Regions from separate parts of the Homo sapiens genome. Here region 2 is linked to region 1. Evidence: read pairs that join two places in POLR2A ChIA-PET (ENCODE). Cell type or tissue: OCI-LY7. All regions are shown on one strand. Region 1 overlaps TCF4 (transcription factor 4). Region 2 overlaps TCF4 (transcription factor 4).

Region 1 (2,500 bases):
TTCTCCACTTCCAATCATATCCTTTGTTTCAGATAAAACTTAATCAACAGGGGTTTTATGTAAGTTTCCATTTGTACATAATGATAAATAGTTTAAGCTATATTCAGTACATTCACGATCACTATTTTTCTTTCTTTAACATACGCAGATAAATCACATTCTATCCACCCTATTATTTCCCATGATTATGTCCATGTTCTGGCAGTCTTTACTATCTGAGAGACAGAATTTAACTCCTTTCCCACTACAATTTTTGTAACCTTTAATTATTAACCAATATTAGCTTTTCTCAAATTTAAACAATACAAAATAGAACAGCTTGAGCTAGATGGTAGATACCACCCAGTAAATTTGTTATTTTCATTATAATGAATAAAAATAGTAAAATAAGTACTACTACATATTATATATAAAGTAACATATGTATTACATAATCGTATAATAAGTAAGATACAGAAGGATTTTGCTCCTTCAATGTGGATTAGACTAAGGGTGCTACAAAGCAATATTGAGTAATATAGTCACAAATCAGTGGAAACTCTTCAGCAGGCCACAGCATAGTGTGCATTTGTGTGCTGCCCTATTCTCCAAAAAGAACGTTGTCATACCCATTTTAAATAAATGGGAAGTCAACTGAAACTGACTTCTCTAGGATCACTAAGAAATCGCGGTGATCCAGTCCCATGCGCTAATTGGTAATGCTTTTAAGCACATTTCACTGGATTTTCTTATAGCACTAATGTTTCTCCACTGACACAACTTAGCAGGCAATGTATTTACAGAACTATAATAGCCTGAAAAGAATTAACAATGAACAATGTGCAAAATAGTCCATTACAAGCTTACACTTTAAACAAGCACTTACAATGAAGATTAAAAAAACAAAAAACAAACAAACAAAAAAACTATCTTGGCTATTGGGTCATTTTCCAGGCTACTAACTGCTAAACCATGTGCAGAATGTGCTTCCAATTTAACCATCCAGATTTTCTAAAAAGGCAGATAGCTTTGCTCTGCAGGCAGAATCAAGTTGGTCTTCAATTTGATTTTTAAAACAAAGCAGTTCTACAGAAAACCACTAAGCTTTTGCTACAAATGATCAGAAAAAGAATGAAAAGGGGAAGTAGGTTTTATTTTAAAGACCCCAATTTGTCCATCCATGTAAATGAAAAATATAACTTTATTTTATTTTCAAAAAGGGTGACAGAGAAATAAATTCTACAGCCCCATCAGTTTCTAAGGATTATTGGCCACAAGTCTCGGCTCTTCTGAGACATAGCATTGGCAATGGGTGCCAATGCAAAAAATAACACATAGGAAGTCAGGATGATTTTTAAAAGCTACAGAGAAAATCTGCAGTGCTTCCTAACTAATAAAGCACCTCTCAGGTCTTATAAATAATTGGATACAATGAAATCTGAGATCTCAGAATGCATAGCTTCCCTCTTCCGTCACACCGGATCAAAACCCATATACAAGGAAATGACCGGAACAGAAGCCAGGTGCATAGAAGAACTTTTGCATTTCCACAAACGTGCAAAGAACTTTATCACAGTACAGAATGAACACATGAAGCTCTGCACCCTTCTGCAGCTCTAGGTTGTAACCAGCCCAGAGTCTACAGAAATCCTACACACTGGTATAAATGAACCAAGATGGACTAGCTTTTTAAATATACCATTCGTACTTCTTGTGGGTGTGACCAAACAGAGGAAGCTGAAAATGGTTTGTCCAGTGGGAAGTCTGTAGCTGCAAAGTGTGCTGATGACCCTGCTGGCTTGTCACCATTGTGACGTTTACTATAAAAACAAGTCAGGTTCATCTAACCTTGGTTCGGGTCAACCTGGACCTTGTATGGGGTCCCATTGCTTGGTTTTAAAACAGGTTGTTGGATACTAATCTATGCCCTTCCTCTGAGTATGCCTAGCTGTCAGGTTACTGTCCAACAATGGAAACCTGTTCTTAAAACTCCCCTGTGAGCTCACACATCACCCTCCAGATAGCTTGTTTATCACAAGAATCATGTTCCTGAAAATTTGCCATGAGTCTAATTTTCATAGTCTAATATGGGCATTCCTTGGCAAGCGGTTTGTAAAGCAAACAGTTACCTCTCAATCTATCATTAGTGTTAACCCGAATTTTCACATAACCTTCAGCACCTGTATTGAGTAGCTGGCTCACTTTGGAATTTTCTGCCTTAAAATTAGGTGTAGGTAAAGAGACATATTTTCAGGTAATTTTAAGCTTTTGTTGTTGTTGTTCTTGTTTTAGTTCTTTTCTCAAGAGACCCAACAAGGTAGCCAGTTAACTATCAGTCAATGGCAAATTTAGTAATCATCATATCCTATCTATTGCCTGGTAAATTTGGGTTCATCACACAACTCAAAATCAAGAACCACATTTCCTTCTTCCATTCGTCACAGATGAACCACTTGCCTTAAACTTTCTCTCCAGAAAGAGATACTGAAAGTATTCCAGAAAGAATACTGAGAGAAAGGAT
Region 2 (2,500 bases), 52 kb after region 1:
TAAAATGCTGGTCTACATTATTCTTTCAGAAGGCTCAATAGGAAAAGGGAAGTAATGTAAATGATAAATTACTGTTTTCTGAATTATATGAAATACATTAAAAGCAAATAATGGAATATAGTATAGGCTTCAATATTTACACATCTCCTTGATAATTCTTGAACACAGAAAAATGTGGGAAAGTTAATTTATAAATTACTTGATGAATCTTATTAATATATTGTTTACTTAAGTTTGTGTAAATTAATACAAAATTACACAAATACACAAAATACATATCCCAAGTAAAATATCCAAATACCAAAATGCCTTTGTCTCTCTGCAAAAGATGTGACAGTAGGTTCTTGCCTTCAGTTTTTGTAGTCTACAGTTTCTGTAGACTAGTTAAGCTAGTCCTTAATCCAATTTATTTCCCCAGGTCAAAGATCCTGCACCTGTCCCATCAACCCAAATATAAACAGCAAGATATATTTCACATACATTGAAATAATGTGAGGTGGTGAAACCAACAGACTTAGAAGATTGAAAAATATTGGACTTGAGGTCACATTTGATTTTGTAAATGTTTTCCTCATTTTTATATTACTTTGCATATACTCCCCTACTTAAATATTATATTCTTAAATAACTACTCCAGTTGGCATTGACAGCTAGATTTTTACTTCTCTGACCAAAACACAGCAATGTGATTGAAATATTATGGACACACACACACACACACACACACAGATTAGTCAGGCATGTACAACCAGGAAGAAAAAGAAGTGAAGCAATTTTAGTCAATACAAGCTCTTCTCCAACTAATAAAGTAACCACAAACTGTACATATATTCTATTTGAGAAAAAAAAAAAAAGAAATGAAAAACTGTGGAATCACATGAAAGGTGGTTTGGATGCACACAGAGGAAAAATGGCCAGTGAGAATAAAGGGACTTCTCAGCTAAATAGAGAGTCTTTTAAGATTAGTATTATGATTTAAGTCTACTTCAAAATGGTTTCAGCCTTATTAAAATTACATTAAAACTAGCCCTGATGCATTTGCATTTAAAGGGTTGCCTCACTCTACTTAGCAGGCGCTGAATTCAGTCCCCATTGATTTATAGTATTAGGGCACTACAATCACAGACATTTTTCAGGATAAAGGACAATAATACCCTGACCAAAAGGGTTTAAGGATGCAAGTCATCAGGAATGTGAATAAGAGAACTACATTTATTTGCACAGCAGAACACATTCACCTGCAACATTAAAACAACCCAGAGAATGCTAGACAAGGGAATTACTCTTCTATTACATGGAAGCCTTACCAGTAGGACCACATTCAATCATGAACATTGTACCCTTGTAAGAACATAAATCTTGAAAAGGAAAGAGATAATAAACTATTTTGTTATTTTAAAGCATCTCAGTTCAAGTTATTAACTTTGATCCTTTCAATCCTATACTAATAGAAAGGAGTACCTTATTGCAACATCTATAAAGATCTGAAACAGATAATGAAGCCTTTCTTTAAAAAAAAAAAAAAAGAAATCTACACAAAGAAACACAGCTCAAAGAAGTGGGAGTCTTTACTCTCTTTTAAAAGACTATAAATGCATTCTTAGGTCTGGTTCTTTAATCATCAAGAGCTCAACCACAGGGTTACTGGTTTATTATTTTAACCAATTCACAACCTGTTTGATTCAGACTGTTGACTCATTTAAGCCAATAGATAAGTTGTTTCAGTGTTTTGCACCAAGTGACTTATCAAAAACCTACATTAACATGAGAGAATCAAAAGCCAGAACTAAAGTTCCCATTTCTGTCACACTTAGCCAGCCCAAAAAGTCGGTGGAGAATATAAGAAGGTATTTGGGAAAAAAAAAAAAAAAGAAGGTATTTGAGATACAAAAGTTGGATACTTGGCCACTTATTTCTACTCCAACTGTAGAATAATTTAACTTTTAAATCTTGTCCTAAACATACATAGATGTGAAAGAACTTTAGAAGTTCAAAGTGTCACATAAAATCATTATATTCATTTAATTATGAGAGTTGTTCAGCAAGTACAAGGTTTTATGAGAGCTAATTCTGTTCTACAGTTTAGTTATTAAAAGAAAAATGTGAAGCTAAAAATTCCTGGGCTGCAAATAAATATACTTTTAAGGACCAATGTTTTTAGGAACAACCAAATCAGTTTTTGGAGATGTCACACTTTGTACATTAGTTTCAATATCAACACAGAAAAATACACATTTAACAGGCGTGACAAAAAAGGACAACAAATAAGATTGATGTTGTAGAAAACAATGTCAAAAAATTGTATACTAGGCAGCAATTCCTTTAACAGCAATATAATCTAGACCTAAGAAAAGAGCCATTTTCCACCGCTCTTTAATTATGAAAAGGAATTTATGTTCATTTTTTTAAATGTTGATTTCTGAATCATTTGAATAATTCACGACCTGTCCTTTACATGGAGGTGAGTGGTGAGGTCTTTTTAATTGAGGCAAGAATCATT

Evidence for each region. ChIA-PET counts read pairs that join two places held together with the same protein. Peaks named below come from ENCODE experiments on the same cell type or tissue, not always from the same donor. Only the 100,000 strongest peaks of a DNase experiment are listed, where the experiment ranks them.
Region 2: POLR2A ChIA-PET joins it to region 1 with 9 read pairs; 2 of 35 experiments call an interaction of 5 or more read pairs at or near these places.

What each region holds. Positions count from the first base shown.
Region 1 is chr18:55,441,285-55,443,784 of GRCh38, forward strand. All of the region lies in intron 5 of TCF4 (transcription factor 4), which reads right to left. Among named protein-coding and RNA genes, the nearest start is that of TCF4-AS1, 10 kb to the right of the region's middle. In OCI-LY7, no CTCF peak of the experiment used is centred here; a DNase peak (open chromatin) is centred at 1,527; H3K4me3 peaks cover 2,250 bases; H3K27ac peaks cover 2,500 bases.
Region 2 is chr18:55,493,455-55,495,954 of GRCh38, forward strand. The region is part of intron 3 of TCF4 (transcription factor 4); the gene reads right to left. Among named protein-coding and RNA genes, the nearest start is that of MIR4529, 15 kb to the left of the region's middle. In OCI-LY7, no CTCF peak of the experiment used is centred here; no DNase peak of the experiment used is centred here.